Linked DNA regions of Homo sapiens: region 2 is linked to region 1. Evidence: read pairs that join two places in POLR2A ChIA-PET (ENCODE). Cell type or tissue: HepG2. All regions are shown on one strand. Each heading gives the region's core, and the rest is flanking DNA. Links, peaks and the distances in the headings are about the cores only.

What was found. ChIA-PET counts read pairs that join two places held together with the same protein. Peaks named below come from ENCODE experiments on the same cell type or tissue, not always from the same donor. Only the 100,000 strongest peaks of a DNase experiment are listed, where the experiment ranks them.
Region 2: POLR2A ChIA-PET joins it to region 1 with 5 read pairs; 4 of 35 experiments call an interaction of 5 or more read pairs at or near these places.

Annotation. Positions count from the first base shown.
Region 1 is chr14:102,569,983-102,579,518 of GRCh38, reverse strand. No RefSeq gene overlaps it. Among named protein-coding and RNA genes, the nearest start is that of RCOR1, 18 kb to the left of the region's middle. RefSeq lists enhancers at 4,693-5,580, 5,581-6,467, 8,964-9,533. In HepG2, for the core only: no CTCF peak of the experiment used is centred there; a DNase peak (open chromatin) is centred at 4,478; H3K4me3 peaks cover 833 bases.
Region 2 is chr14:102,682,454-102,687,453 of GRCh38, reverse strand. The region is part of intron 3 of RCOR1 (REST corepressor 1); the gene reads right to left. Among named protein-coding and RNA genes, the nearest start is that of RCOR1, 92 kb to the right of the region's middle. In HepG2, for the core only: a CTCF peak has its summit at 3,788 (motif pointing left); DNase peaks (open chromatin) are centred at 2,973, 3,273 and 3,713; H3K4me3 peaks cover 1,994 bases.

The DNA of each region.
Region 1 (9,536 bases), core at 1,955-6,954:
TTTGGATCAATGTGAAGTCATGTTTCCCCATTTATAAATGAGGGGGCTTTTGGCTCAGATCCAGACCCAAATTTTGTCTGCTGCAGGAAGCTTCAGTGCCCAGTCCCTAGAGGACAATGCGGTAACTCAGGGCAGGGTTTGGTGTTGATGTCATTCTTCCTGACAGTCTGGGAGCTCCCAGACACCTGAGGTTCATCTAGGTTCCTCGAGTCATCTCCAATACCCCCAAGTCTCATTTTGTCCCAGGTGCTGGGGACACAGCAACAGGATTTTATGTCACCACGCTGCATCCCCCTCTCAGCAGGGCCTGGGCTTTCTGCTCTTGGTCACTTCTGAAGGTGCCTAGCACAGGATCAGTGCCCCAAAACGAAATTCCAGTGGTGTCAGCCATTATCCTCCAAGGTCAGCTCTCTGCTGGTCATGGTTCCTTTGGGGCCAGCCTTATTCGACCCTCAGAACAACCTCAGGAGGCATCCAGGGCAGGAGACATTGCTCCCATCTGACAGACGTGGAGACTGAGGTCCCGAGAGAGGAAGTAACTTTTTCATTTTATTTTTTATTTTTATTTTTGAGAAGGGGTCTCATTTTGTCATCCAGGCTGGAGTGCAGTGGCGTGATCATGGCTCCTGGCAACCTCGACCTCCCAGGCTCAAGCAATCCTCCCTCCTCAGCTTCCCGAGTAGCTGAGACTACAGGTGCACATCATCACTCCCAGCTAATTTTTTGATTTTTAGTAAAGATCTTGTCTCACTATGTTACCCAGGATGGTCTCAAACTCTTGGACTCAAGTGATCCTCCCAGCCTTGGCCTCCCAAAATGCTATCACAGGCACGAGCCACCACACCCAGCCAGAAGTGACTTTTGCAACACCCCACGGGAACTAGTGTGTTATATGCTGATGTAACTGAATACCTGATATGGGTAACTTACAAAGAACAGAAATTTATTTCTCACTGCTCTGGAGGCTGAAAGTCCAAAATAGAGGGGCCTGCATCTGGTAAGACTTTGCACTTCATGAAAGGTACAAAGAAGAGAAAAAGAGAGAGAAAGAAGGGGACTGAATGCGCCCTTATATCATGAACCCTCTCCCACAATAAAAAACCCACTCACTCAAAAATGGCATTAAACTATTCCCAAGAGCAATGCCTGTTGATCTGAACGCTTCCCATTAGGCCCCATGTCCTAACACTGCTGCACTGGGGATCAAGTTTCTACACATGTGTTTTGGGGAATGTATTCAAACCCTAGCATTTCATCCCTGGAATTCATGCTCCAAATTCATGTCTTTCTCACATTCAAAATACATTCCATCCCAATAGCCCCAAAGTCATAGCTTGGTCCAGCACCAATTCAAAAGTTGAGACTTCAGAGTCTCACCTAAATCAGAGATGGGTGAGACGCAGGCACCGTTCATCCTGAGGTCAATTCTCTCCAGCCACAAGCATGTGAAATCAAAGAAGTTATCTACTTTCAAAATACAGGCATAGGCTAAACATTCCCATTCCAAAAGGGAGAAACAGGAAAGAAAGAAGAAGTAACTGGTCCTAAGTAAATCCAAAGCCGAGTAGGCAGACAGCATTAAATCTTTTTTTTTTTTTTTTTTTTTTAGGCAGGGTTTCACTCCTGTTGCCTAGGCTAGAGTGCAATGGCATGATCACGGCTCACTGCAGCCTCTGCCTCCCAGGCTCAAGGAATCCTCTCCCACCTCAGCCTCCTCAGTAGTTGGGATTACAGGTGCCTGCCACCATGCCCAGCTAATTTTTTGTATTTTTTTTGTAGAGACTAGCTTTTGCCATGCTGCCCAGGCTGGTCTCAAACTCGTGAGCTCACACCATCGGCCCGCCTCTTCTGCCCAAAGTGTTGGGATTACAGGCATGAGCCACCGGGCCCAGCCTACAGTTCTTGTCTTGGGGACAGCCTCACTGTCCTCCATCTCCACAAGGCACTGCCCTGGTAGGGGTTCTCTGCAGTGGCTCCACCTCAACAAAAAGTCTCTGCCTGGGCCCCCAGGCTGTAGGTAACATCCTTTGAAATCTCGGTGGAGGAGACCATGGCCCCGCAGCTCTTGCAATCTGCACCTGCAGAATTAGCAGCACATGGTTGCCACTAAGGTTTACAGGTTGTACTTTCCAGAGCAGTGAGTCGAGCGGCACCCGGGCCAGCCTGGGAGGCCGAGACAACCAGATCACGAGGTCAAGAGATGGAGACCATCCTGGCTAACATAGTGAAACCCCATCTCTACTAAAAATACAAAAAGTTAGCCAGGCATGGTGGCATGGTCCTATAGTCCCAGCTACTCGGGAGGCTGAGGCAGGAGAATTGCTTGAACCCAAGAGGTGGAGGTTGCAGGGCCCGAGAATATGCCACTGTACTCCAGCCTGGGCGACAGAGTGAGACTCCATCTCAAAAAAAAAACCCGAAAGTGGCGGCTTGGCCACAGCCTTGATTTGCTCTCCTAAACATGCCTTTCATGCTTTATATGGCCAGGCTGCAAATTTTCCAAATCTCCCCATTTGGCTTCCCTGTTCATTATAATTTCATCTTTAAATCATTTTTCAGCTGGGCAGGGTGGCTCACGCCTGTAATCCCAACACTTTGGGAGGCCGATGCAGGTGGATCACCTGAGGTCGGGAGTTCGAGACCAGCCTGACCAACATGGAGAAACACCATCTATACTAAAAATACAAAAAATTAGCCTGACGTGGTGGCACATGCCTGTAATCCCAGCTACTCAGGAGGCTGAGGCAGGAGAATCGCTTGAACCCAAGAGGCAGATGTTGCAGTGTGCCAAGATCATGCCACTGCACTCCAATGTGGGCGACAAGAACAAAACCCTGTCAAAAAAAAAAAAAATCGGGCTGGGCGCAGTGGCTCACGCCTGTAATCCCAGCACTTTGGGAGGCCGAGGCAGGTGGATCACCTGAGGTCGGGAGTTCAAGACCAGCCTGACCAACGTGGAGAAACCCCATCTCTACTAAAAATACAAAATTAGCCGGGCGTGGTGGCACGCGCCTGTAATCCCAGCTACTCGGGAGGCTGAGGCTGGGAATTGCTTGAACCCGGGAGGCAGAGGTTGCCGTGAGCTGAGATCTCGCCATCGCACTCCAGCCTGGGCAACAAAAGCGAAACTCTGTCTCAAAAAAAAAAAAAAAAAAAAATCCTTTCTCTTTTCTCTAATTTTGCTGTCCACAGTTAAAAGAAGCCAAGTGTCTCTTTCAGTGCTTTGCTGCTTAGAGATTTCAGTTCAAGGCTCTTCAATTCTGCCTTCTGGGTGGGCCTGGTGACTCATGCTTATAATCCCAGCACTTTGGGAGGCTTAGGTGGGAGGATTGTTTGAGCCCAGGCGTTTGAGACCAGCCTGGGCAACATAGGGAGAACCCAGTCTCTAAAGCGATACAAAAATTAGCTGGGCATGGTGGTGTGTACCTGTAGTCCCAGCTACTCGGGAGGCTGAGGTGGGAGGATCACCTGAACCAGGGAGGTCAAGAATGCAGTGAGCCATGATCGCACCACTGCACTCCAGCCTGGGCAATGGAGCGAGACCCTATCTCAAAAAAAAAAAAAAAAAGGAAAAATAATTCTGCCTTTCATAAAATCATCAGGCATAGACAAAATATGGCCAAGTTTGTTGCCACTTTATGTAATAACAAGGATGACCCCTCCTCTAATATCTAATACCTTGTTTCTCATTTTCATCTGAGACCTGTCAGAAGACTCCACTGTCCACATTCCCGCCAGCATTCTGGTCATTATCACTTAAGCAATCTCTAAGAAGTTTTCCACTCTCCCTGTAGCTGTTCTCTTCTGAGCCCTCACCAGAATCCTCCGAATGCTCCCTTTATGGCAATGTCGGCGGTTTCTAGCCTGCTCCTCCGAATTCTTCCAGGCTTAACCCATCACCCAGTTCCAAAGCCTTTCCACATATTCAGGTGTTTGTGACAGCAGCAGCCCCAGTTCTCCATACCAATTTTCTGTCTGAGTCAATGGTGTGTTGCTGTAACAGAATACCTGAGATGGGCAATTAATAAAGAACAGAAATAAATTTATTTTATTTAATTTTTTCATTTTTTTCGAGATGGAGTTTCGCTCTTGTTACCCAGGTTGGAGTGCAGTGGCGCGATCTTGGCTCACTGCAACCTCCGCCTCCCGGTTTCAAGCCATTCTCCTGCCTCAGCCTCCAGAGTAACTGGGATTACAGGCACCCGCCACCAGGCCCAGCTAATTTTTTTTCATGAGGGCAGAGCCCTCACGGCCTAACCACCTCTCATCAGGCCCCACGACCCAACACTGTTCCACTGGAAATTCAGTTTCCAACTTGTGCTTTTTTGGGGAAACATTCCAACGATAGCAGGCCTGGGGGATCAGAACTCAGGAGGCCAAAGTCCCCACCCTCCAGAAGCTCATGGTGTGGCTGGGGAAGCAAACACACCTACAGAGCTCCAGAACACAGCACGGGGGCGGGGCGGGGGGCGGCTGACTCTGCAGCGCCAGGAAGTGAGGGAGCCACCAGCGTCAGAAGCTCCAGATTCCTCCCAGATCAAGGGAGGCCCCACTGTTCCCAAGCAAAGCTGGGGACAGAAGAGCTGGAAGGACATTCCAGAAGGGAGAACAGACTGGGAAAAGGCCCCGAGAGTGAAAGAGTGTGATTTGATCCTAGAAAAACATCTGCCATGGCCATGCTTGAGCTCTGTGCGGAGACGTGGTAGATGATGGAACTGGGGAAGGTGACGGGGCTTGAATGCCAGGCAAAGGTGCTGGGACTCTGTCCTCTAGGACAAGGTGAGCAACCCACAGCTTGTGGGTCAAATCTCGCCCACCACTTGTTTCTGTACAGTCCATGAGCTAAGAATGGTTTTTCACATTTATAAATGGTTGGAAAAAAATCAAAAGAAAAATAATATTTTGTGACACAGAAAAATTGTATGAAATTCACATTTTAGTGTCTATAAATAAAACGTTATTGGAACACAGGCACACCCATTCATTTACATATTACATACGGCGGCTCTTGCACTACAACAGCAGAATCGAGTAATTGGTCCATATGGTCTGAAAAACCTAGAATATTTACTTACTGGGCCGTTCCAGAAAGTTTGTCAACCCCTCCTTTAGGAAGTAGCCACCAGCCAAGACAGTGGTTCCCAAATGGGATTCCAGAGAACACATGTCCCATGAGATGCTCTAGGAGAAAAGGGTCCCCCAGGCTGGGCGCGGTGGCTCACGCCGGTAATCCCAGCACTTTGGGAAACCGAGGCAAGCGGATCATGAGGTCAGGCAATGAAGACCATCTGGGCTAACACGGTGAAACCCCATCTCTACTAAAAATACAAAAAATTAGCCGGGCATGGTGGCGCGCGCCTGTAATCCCAGCTACTCAGGAGGCCGAGGCAGGAGAATCGCTTGAACCCAGAAGGCAGAGGTGCAGTGAGCCGAGATCGCGCCACTGCACTCCAGCCTAGGTGACAGAGCGATACTCCATCTCAAAAAAAAAAAGAAAGAAAAAAAAGAGAAGGGTTCCCCAGTCAAGTATGTCGGCGCTACTCCACCTGCCACCTGCCAGGTGGCCCAGGAAATGCAGTGACAAGTCCTGCACAAAAGAACCTTATTTAACTCCCGTGAGTCTTTAGGGGTGGCCACATATATTCAGACCCTCTCCTCCAGGATCACGGGAGAATTTCACACCCCCTTAAAGTTAGGAATTGCTGAATGACTTGCTTTGCGACTAAAATGTGAGTAGAGGTGACCTGTTATCTCTGGCTGAAGGCTTAAATAGTCAGTGGGGAACCTGCCACTTCCTCTTTCTCTTCCCCATGCCATAGAAGAGAAACTTCATCAGCGTGTGTCCCGGAGTGAGGACGTTTGGAGCAGGAGCACTCACTGCCACCTGTGATGGGCATGAAGCTAGCATCCATGACCAGACTTTTGTGCTGTTGCACCATTACAAAATGAGCACAGGAGGGTGGACGGGAGCTCTCTGTACCCTCCACTTAATTTTGCTGTGAACCTAAAACTGCTCTAAAAATAAAGTCAATTGAAAAAAAAAAAAGAGCAGAGGATCCAAATTGACATTCTCCAAAGAAGATATACAAATGGCTAATAAACACATCAAAAGATATTCACCATTATTAGTCATCACAGAAATGCAAATAAAACCACAATGAGATACCACTTCACACCCACTAGGATGGCTATTAGCAAAAAGACAGACGATAAGAAATATTGGGTCAGCCGGGCGCAGTGGCTCATGCCTGTAATCCCAGCACTTTGGGAGTCCGAGGCAGGCGGATCATGAGGTCAGGAGATCGAAACCATCCTGGCTAACACGGTGAAACCCTGTCTCTACTAAAAATACAAAAAAATTAGCCGGACGTGATGGCGGGCGCCTGTAGTCCCAGCTACTGGGGAGGCTGAGGCAGGAGAATGGCGTGAACCCGGGAGGCGGAGCTTGCAGTGAGCCAAGATCGGGCCACTGCACTCCAGCCTGGGCTAACAGAGCGAGACTCCGTCTCATAAATAAATAAATAAATAAATAAATAATAAAACATATGCCCAGCCAGCTGTGGTGGCTGACACCTGTAATCCTAGCACTTTGGGAGGCCAAGATGGGAGGTTATCTTGAGCTCAGGAGTTCAAGACCAGCCTGGGTGACATGGCAAGACCCCCATCTCTACAAAAAACACAAAAATTCCCTGGGCATGGTTGCTGTGCCTGTAGTCCAGCTACTCAGATGGCTGAGGTGGGAGGAATGCTTGAGCCTGGGAGGCAGGGCTGCAGTGAGCTGTGACCGTGTCCCCGCACTACAGCCTGGGTGACAGAGTGAGACTGTGTCTCAAAAAAAAAAAAAAAAAAAAAGTCTGGGCACAGTGGTTCACTCCTCTCCTGTAATCCTAGCACTTTGGGAGGTTGAGGTGAGATCACTTGAGCCCAGGAGTTCCAGACCAGCAGGAGGCTGAGGTGGGAGGATTGTCTGAATCAAGGAAGCTGAGGCTGTAGCTTGCCATGATCACACCACTGCACTCCAGCCTCGGTAACAGTGAGACCTTGTCTCAAAACAAACAGACAAAAACAAACTGGCCAGGCACAGTGGCTCACGCCTGTAATCCCAGCACTTTGGGAGACCGAGGGGTGGATCACAAGGTCAGGAGATCGAGACCATCCTGGCTAACATGGTGAAGCCCCGTCTCTACTAAAAATACAAAAAACAAGGCCGAGCACAGTGGCTCACGCCTGTAATCCCAGCACTTTGGGAGGCTGAGGCGGGCAGATCACGAGGTCAGGAGTTCGAGACCAGCCTGGCCAATGCGGTGAAACCCCGTCTCTACTAAAAAATACAAAAATTATCTGGGCATGGTGGTGGGTGCCTATAATCCCAGCTACTCAGGAGGCTGAGGCAGGAGAATCACTTGAAACCAGAAGGTAGAGGTTGCAGCGAGCTGAGATCACGCCACTGCACTGTAACCTAGGAGCAAAAGCGAAACTCTCTCAAAAAAAAAAATACAAAAAACATTAGCCGGGCATGGTGGCACGCGCCCGCCCAGCTACTCGGGAGGCTGAGGAGGGGGAATCACTTGAACCCGGGAGGTGGAGGTTGCAGTGAGCTGAGATGACGCCACTGTACTCCAGCCTGGGCGGCAGAGTGAGACCCCGTCTCAAAAATAAATAAATAAATAAATAAATAAATAAATAAATAAAACAAGAAAACACATGCCCACAATTCACACAAAAATATATACACAAATGTTCATAGCTGCATTCATAACAGCCAAAAAGTAGAAACAACTTATGATCCATCAGCTGATGAATGATTAAACAAAATGTGGTATATGGATACAATTGGAACACTATTCAGCTATGAAAAGTAATGAAGGGCAATATGGATAAATCTTGAAAACATTATGCTAAAAAATATAATTGCTAAGCTGGCCTCCATTAAAAATAACCCCCGCAAATCAATCAATCAATCAATAAAAACTGCTCTGCAAAAGATAATATCAAGATGGCAGAGAAGGAAACATCAGGAAATGGTCTTCCTGCCTAAACAATTACACTGGCAGAATCTGCCTGATGTGACTATTTTGAAACTCTGGAGTCTACTGAAGGCTTGTAACTTCCAGGGGAAGGCTTGGATGGTAAAGTGCAGTTAATTTTGCTCAATTTCAGCTCTTAGCAGTTTGGCAGCTACCCATTTCCCAGCCCAGCCTGCAAAGCAGGCAGTAGATGCAGGTGGTCCTGGACCGGCTTGCACACAGCTTGCAGGAGCCAGAGTGGGCAAATGCAGCCTGTCCTCCAGATAACAGGCATCTGTGCTGTGATAACTGACTGCTGCCTGTGGGGTTAGGATATATATTTGTGCACAGATCCTGGTTGATAACTCCTAAAGACCTTGTTATAGTCTCTTTTCAAATTTTTTTGAGACAGAGTCTGGCTCTGTCCAACAGGCTGGAGTGCAGTCGCAGAATGGGTCACTGCAATCTCTGCCTCCCAGGCTCAAGCGATTGATCCTCCCACCTCAGCCTCCTGAGTAGCTGAAACTACAGGTACATGCCACCACACCTGGCTACTGTTTGTATTTTTTGTAGCTACAGGGTCTCACTTTATTGCCCAGGCTGGTCTTGAATTCCGGGATTCCGGGATTCAAGTGATCCACCTGACTCGTTGTCTCAAAGCGTTGGGATTACAGGCCGTGAGCTACTGAGACTGGCCTTTTATTTATTTATTTATTTATTTATTTATTTATTTATTTATTTTAAATTTGAGATGAGATCTCCCTATCTTGCCTAGGCTGGTCTCGAACTGCTGGGCTGAGGGATTCTCCCTCAGTGCTAGGGTTACAAGCATGAGACACTGCAAAGTCCAGTCTTTTCATACAACGCTGGGAGTGTTCAGCCTCAAGGACAGACCTCTGACCTTCTCCTTCCCTCCTTTCATCTGCCCCAAGGCAGGACTTTAATCCTCCCCACCTTTCTCATTGTGAGGCTTTGGACCCTCCCCAGAGAGGCCCTATACCCTGGGGGAAGGAATGCTGAACTCTGAAGCTTCCATATGCTAACACTTTGGGAGGCCAGGTGGGGCAGATCACTTGAGGCCAGGAGCCTGGCTAACATACCAAAACCTTGTCTCTACTAAAAATACAAAAATAAGGCGGGGCATGATGGCTCACGCTTGTAATCCCAGCACTTTGGGAGGCCAAGGTGGGCACGTCACGAGGTCAAGAGATCGAAACCATCCTGGCCAAAATGGTGAAACCCCGTCTCTACTAAAAATACAAAAATTAGCTGGGCATGGTGGTGCACACCTGTAGTCCCAGCTACTCGGGAGGCTGAGGCCGGAGAATCTCTTGAACCCAGGAGGTGGAGGTTGCAGTGAGCCGAGATCGCGCCATTGCGCTCCAGCCTGGGTGACAGAGCGAGACTCCGTCTCAAAAAAAAAAAAAAAAATAAGAGGGGCGTGGTGGTGTGCACCTATAATCCCAGCTACTCAGGTGGCTGAGGCAGGAGAATCGCTTGAGCCTGGGAGGCTGAGGTTGCAGTAAGCCG
Region 2 (5,000 bases), core at 1-5,000, 110 kb before region 1:
CCAAAAAAACTAGTATAGTATTAATGTTTTAAGCGTTGAATTACAGTTTATTAAATGAAGCAGCCTACAAAGGCAGACAGGTGTGGTAAATATTGTCTGGAGACAAGAGATCTAGCTAAAACTTGGCTACTGTAATAACTGGCTATGGGACCTTAAACACTTGACTTTACTTCTGTAGACCCCAGTGTTTCTACCTCTAAAAAGGAAGAGTTGCCTAGGAAAACTACACATAAATTATTTGCTCACATGTTCATTTTTTCTGTCTCTCCATTACAGTATGAGATTCCTGAACCTTTCACTCCTGGTACATTCCCAGACAAAAAGCTGTTCAATATAAAACGTAAATGAAAACTCAGTAGATAAACACGAATTCCGTATAATCTGAATTGAGATACTTTTGGACAGAACTTGTTACCACAAATCTAAGATTCACCTAAAAGAATAAATATAGAGCCAGGTACACTGAAAAGAATGAAGTCCAGGCACAAAGTATGTATGAGTTTAATGTAAGTGAAGGAAAAAATATAATCCAATAATTTCAGTTGAAACAACGATGTAAAAAAGGAGAAGACGACAGAAGACATCAGTCTGTTTGTAATGTGGGGGTGGGAGAGGGGTTCCTAGCATGACAATACACCAGATAAACTGTGGCATAGCTAGACAACGGTATATTATTCAGCACTAAAAAGAAATGAACTATCCAGCCATGAAAAGAGACAGTGGAACCTTAAATGCATATTGCTAAGTGAAAGAAGCCAATTTGAAAAGGCTACATACTATATGATTCCAGCTGGAAGGCATTCTACAGAAACAGTAAAACGATCAACAGTTGCCAGGGTTTAGGAGGCAGAGAGGGAGATGAACAGGTGGAGCACAGAGGTTTCTTAAACCAGTGAAACGATGATAACTACATTGGTGGACAGGTCATTATACATTTGTCGGAATCCACAGAACATACAACACAAGAGTGAAGCTTAATGTAAACTATGAATTTCGGGTGATAAGAATGTGTCACTGTAGGCTGCTTGATTGTAACAAACGTATCCCTTTGGTGGACTCCAGCGCAGGATGTTCACACTGGGGGAGGGTGTGGGTGTGTGGGGGCAGAAGATAAATGGGCACTCTGTACCTTCTGCTCAATTTAGCTGTGAAGCTAAAATGTCTCTAAAATATAAAATCTATTTTAAACAAGAAAATAAGAAATGTATTAAGGGGCAAAAATCTTCACTATTGCTTTTTTTAAAATGACAGCTTGAGCCCAGGAGTTCAAGGCTGCAGTGAGCTATGACTGTGCCACTGAGCTCCAGCATGGACAACAGAGCCAAGATCCTCTCTTAAAATGTATGTATTTTATTTTACTGATACATATCAGATGTACATATTTCCAGGGTACATGTGATAATTTGATACATTCATATAATCAAATCAGGGTAACTGGGATATCCATAATCCTAAATATTTACATTTTCTCTATATTAGGAACATTCAAAATTATTCTCTTCTAGCCCCCGCCTCCCCGTTTTTTTTTAATAGAGGGGAGATCTATGTTGCCCAGGCTGGTCTTGAACTCCTGAGCTCAAGCATCCTCATCTCTGCCTCCAAGTGCTGGGACTACAGGCACATGCCACGCACCCAGCTAACTTTTGGACTTTTTGAGAGACATGGGGTTTCACCATGTTGCCCAGACTGGTCTCAAACTCTTGAGCTCAAGTGATCAGCTCGCCTCAGCCTCTCAAACTGTTGGGATTACAGGGGTGAGACACCGCACTCAGCCCTCTTCTAGCTATTCTGAAATGTACAATTCAAGGCCAGGTGCAGGGGCCTGCGTGTGTAGTCCCAGCTACTTGGGAAGCTGAGGCAGGAGACTCTCTTGAGCCCAGGAGGTGGAGGTTGCAGTGAGCCAAGATCGCACAACTGCACTCCAGCCTGGGCAATAAGAATAAACCTCTGTCTCAAAAAAAAAAAAAAGAAATGTACAATTCATTAATGTTAAACTAGAGTCATTCTACGGATCAGGTTTTTTAAAAAACAGAGTTTAAAAAAAGAACTAAGATTATAAATATTCATCAATAGGTAATACAGGTAATTTTGTTTAAAAAAAGGCTAAATTATGATACATCCATACTAGTTACAGTAAAAAAAAATTAGATAACTGTAGATATACTGAGATGAAACAAAGTCCCAGATGTACTTATGAGCAGACTGATAACAGTTCACATTTTGTGGAAAACAATTATATATTATGCATTATGTACTATTTGAATTTTCTAAAATAGCATTTATTTTTATAATTACAACATAACTTTATAAGCTTTCAGTAACCCTAAGAGGCAGAACTCTGAACAGCCACTTTGAAAAGAAGAGGAAAAAAAAAACACACACACACACACAAGAAAAGCCAGGGATCTCCAGACATCCTATACACAGTTTTTTAGTATCTGCTAGAAATATGTCCTAAATCACTTATTTCTACTTAATGTCAGAATAAATGCTGGACAACCAAGACTTCCATATTCTTCCAAAACTGAGACACCTAAATTTTCAATAGAGTAATTGTTAAACATACTGACATATCCATGTAATAAAGTATTACACCTAGTTATTTAAAACCTTTATAAGCAGTTTTAACAACGTGGAAACTGCTTAGGTCCGATGCTCAGGAAGACAATACACACATACACACACACAGATAATCTATCATCTCACTTATATAAATACATACAAAAAAAATTGGAAGAAATACCCCAAAATGTTTAACGATTATCACCTCTGGGTGATGGAATAATAGGTGAATTTTTTTTATTCTTTATACTTTTATCTATGAACTTTCAACAATATGTAAATATTACTTTTAGGTAAGTGTTTGTTTTGTTTTTTTCCCAGAGTAGAAATCATTGCTCTTTCCTGATAGAAAATAATGCATTTCTACAAAGCCGTCCTCATCCTGCCTTCTCGCTAGTGGACTTTGTTCACTCTCAGTGCTCCGTGTTTACTCGGTTAATAAATGGAAAGACAGATGTATTCTATAAAGTCAATCCTTTTTTATGCCATCTAAGGAAAACCCCTAGGTCTCATGCACCCCAAGGCCCTTCCACCCTAACAACTCGATTTCCCTGAAAGGTATGTCTGGAAGCCCTTCCGTGACAAAGTAAATAAATCTTGATATTTCTCTTCAATTTTCATAACGTGAACACTACCGATGAGCCCTTGCTTAGTTCATCTGTCTTCCACTGCCTGACACTGACAGGTCATTTCCACGGGTTTGCTATGCAGCCGCTTGAGGTTCAGACTCCGCAGCGGGTTGGGGGCAGGGGTGCTGGGGCCTCCCGTGCGAGTTGGATTCTGGAGGAAGACAAGGAACCTGTTCCTAGCGCTCAGCCGGGTCCTGCGATGGCTGTGGCTGTGACTATGGCCAGGAAAGAGGCAGAGAGGCGGGATACGGTCAGAGCTGCGGGGGCTGGGGCGGAGAGGGCTGCTCCCAGGTCACGGCGCACCCAGGCGCCTCCCCCAGCTGCCAGCCCCACCTCGGCTGCTGCTCCACAGCAGGAGGGTGCAGCCCCAGCCCCCGCAGAGCTAGGGACTGGTGTATGGGGAGCAGGCCGGGTGCCCCGGGATGAACTTGAGGCCCAGCACTGCCAGCTTCCAGCTGTGGGAAGGGCTGGTGGCAAGAGGGACCCGGAAGCAGCACTGGGCCCGAGGGCGGAGATCAAGGGACATCTCCCTAAGCGTGGCCGAGCGCACTGGCTGCCATCTCCAGGTCAGCGGGGGCCACATTCGCGCACGGAACATCAGCGCGCCCCCAGAGGAGAGCTTGGCCCAAAGCATCCTCCGATTCCCAAGAGAAGTTGCCCACATTGCTTGGGACCCCCGGGGAAGCCCCGCTGGTGGAACAGTAGGGGTCAGCACCCCAGGCTGACCAGGGTCTGGGATCGGGGGGACCTGCGCCCAGGTGGCCTCCACGCTGGCGCTGCTCTGGCTTCTTTTCCGTGCTCCACCTCTCCAATTCTGAAACCAAACCTGGACTCGTGGCTCGGGAGTCTGTTTTTCTGGCCGGTTCTTTTCTGACAGTAATTCCAGGACAAGGGTCCGTTTCAAAGGCCTCAGTAAGAATCGTGTATTGATATCTGTCAAATTTGGTCCTCCTATGCCTCTGGCCTGGCTCAAGTGTGTCTCAGCCACAAGCCGAGCTCGCTGTCCACTGGGAGCCTCAGTGGACAGGTTAGTTTTTTTAAAGTTTAAAGTTTTAACCAACTTTAAACTTAAAACGATTGTAATCAGGGCTTACAATAAAACTGTAAATTTATTTTATAGGCAACACCACTGTTTAAAAATCAATTAACTTTACATATTCTGCCCTTTTCTTCTAGGTCTATGAAAAATAAGATAACATTAAAATTAAATTCTGACTCCAAAGACTCCAATAAGCAATACAATAGGAAAAGTGACTAATACAACTTTAAACTGTAATAACAGAAAGATAGTGGCTAACAGGCTAAATGAACACAGCCTGAGAAATAAGTGAGATTATGACCCAGGAGTGAACTACTTGGGGTTCCGCCACTCACTATCTGTGCTACTTTTACAACCCTCTGACTCTTTGAACTATGGGATGCCATCTGTAAAACAGAGAAAAAATCTTCCTCCTGGGTTACTGTGAACACTGAATGATACAGGAGTATGAAAAACATTTTAGTACTGTGCTGGCATAAAGGTTCAAAAAATGCTCAGTATTCTTCATATTCAGTTCTGAGTACAATTTAAGATGGACATTGTGGCCAACTGGAACACACTTAGAAGGACAACAGGAGATGAAAAGAGATCCCCAAAAAAACCATCTGAAAAGGCACCTGAAGCAACTAGCTTGGACTCAGACAGTAAAGGAGATACGATGACTGAACATTTAAAGGACACATATGGAAGCAAACTTATTTAGCAAAGTTCAGGAAAACAAAGCTTTTACAAATTACAGGGAGGCAGATTTTTAGTGCTCTGTAAGAAAG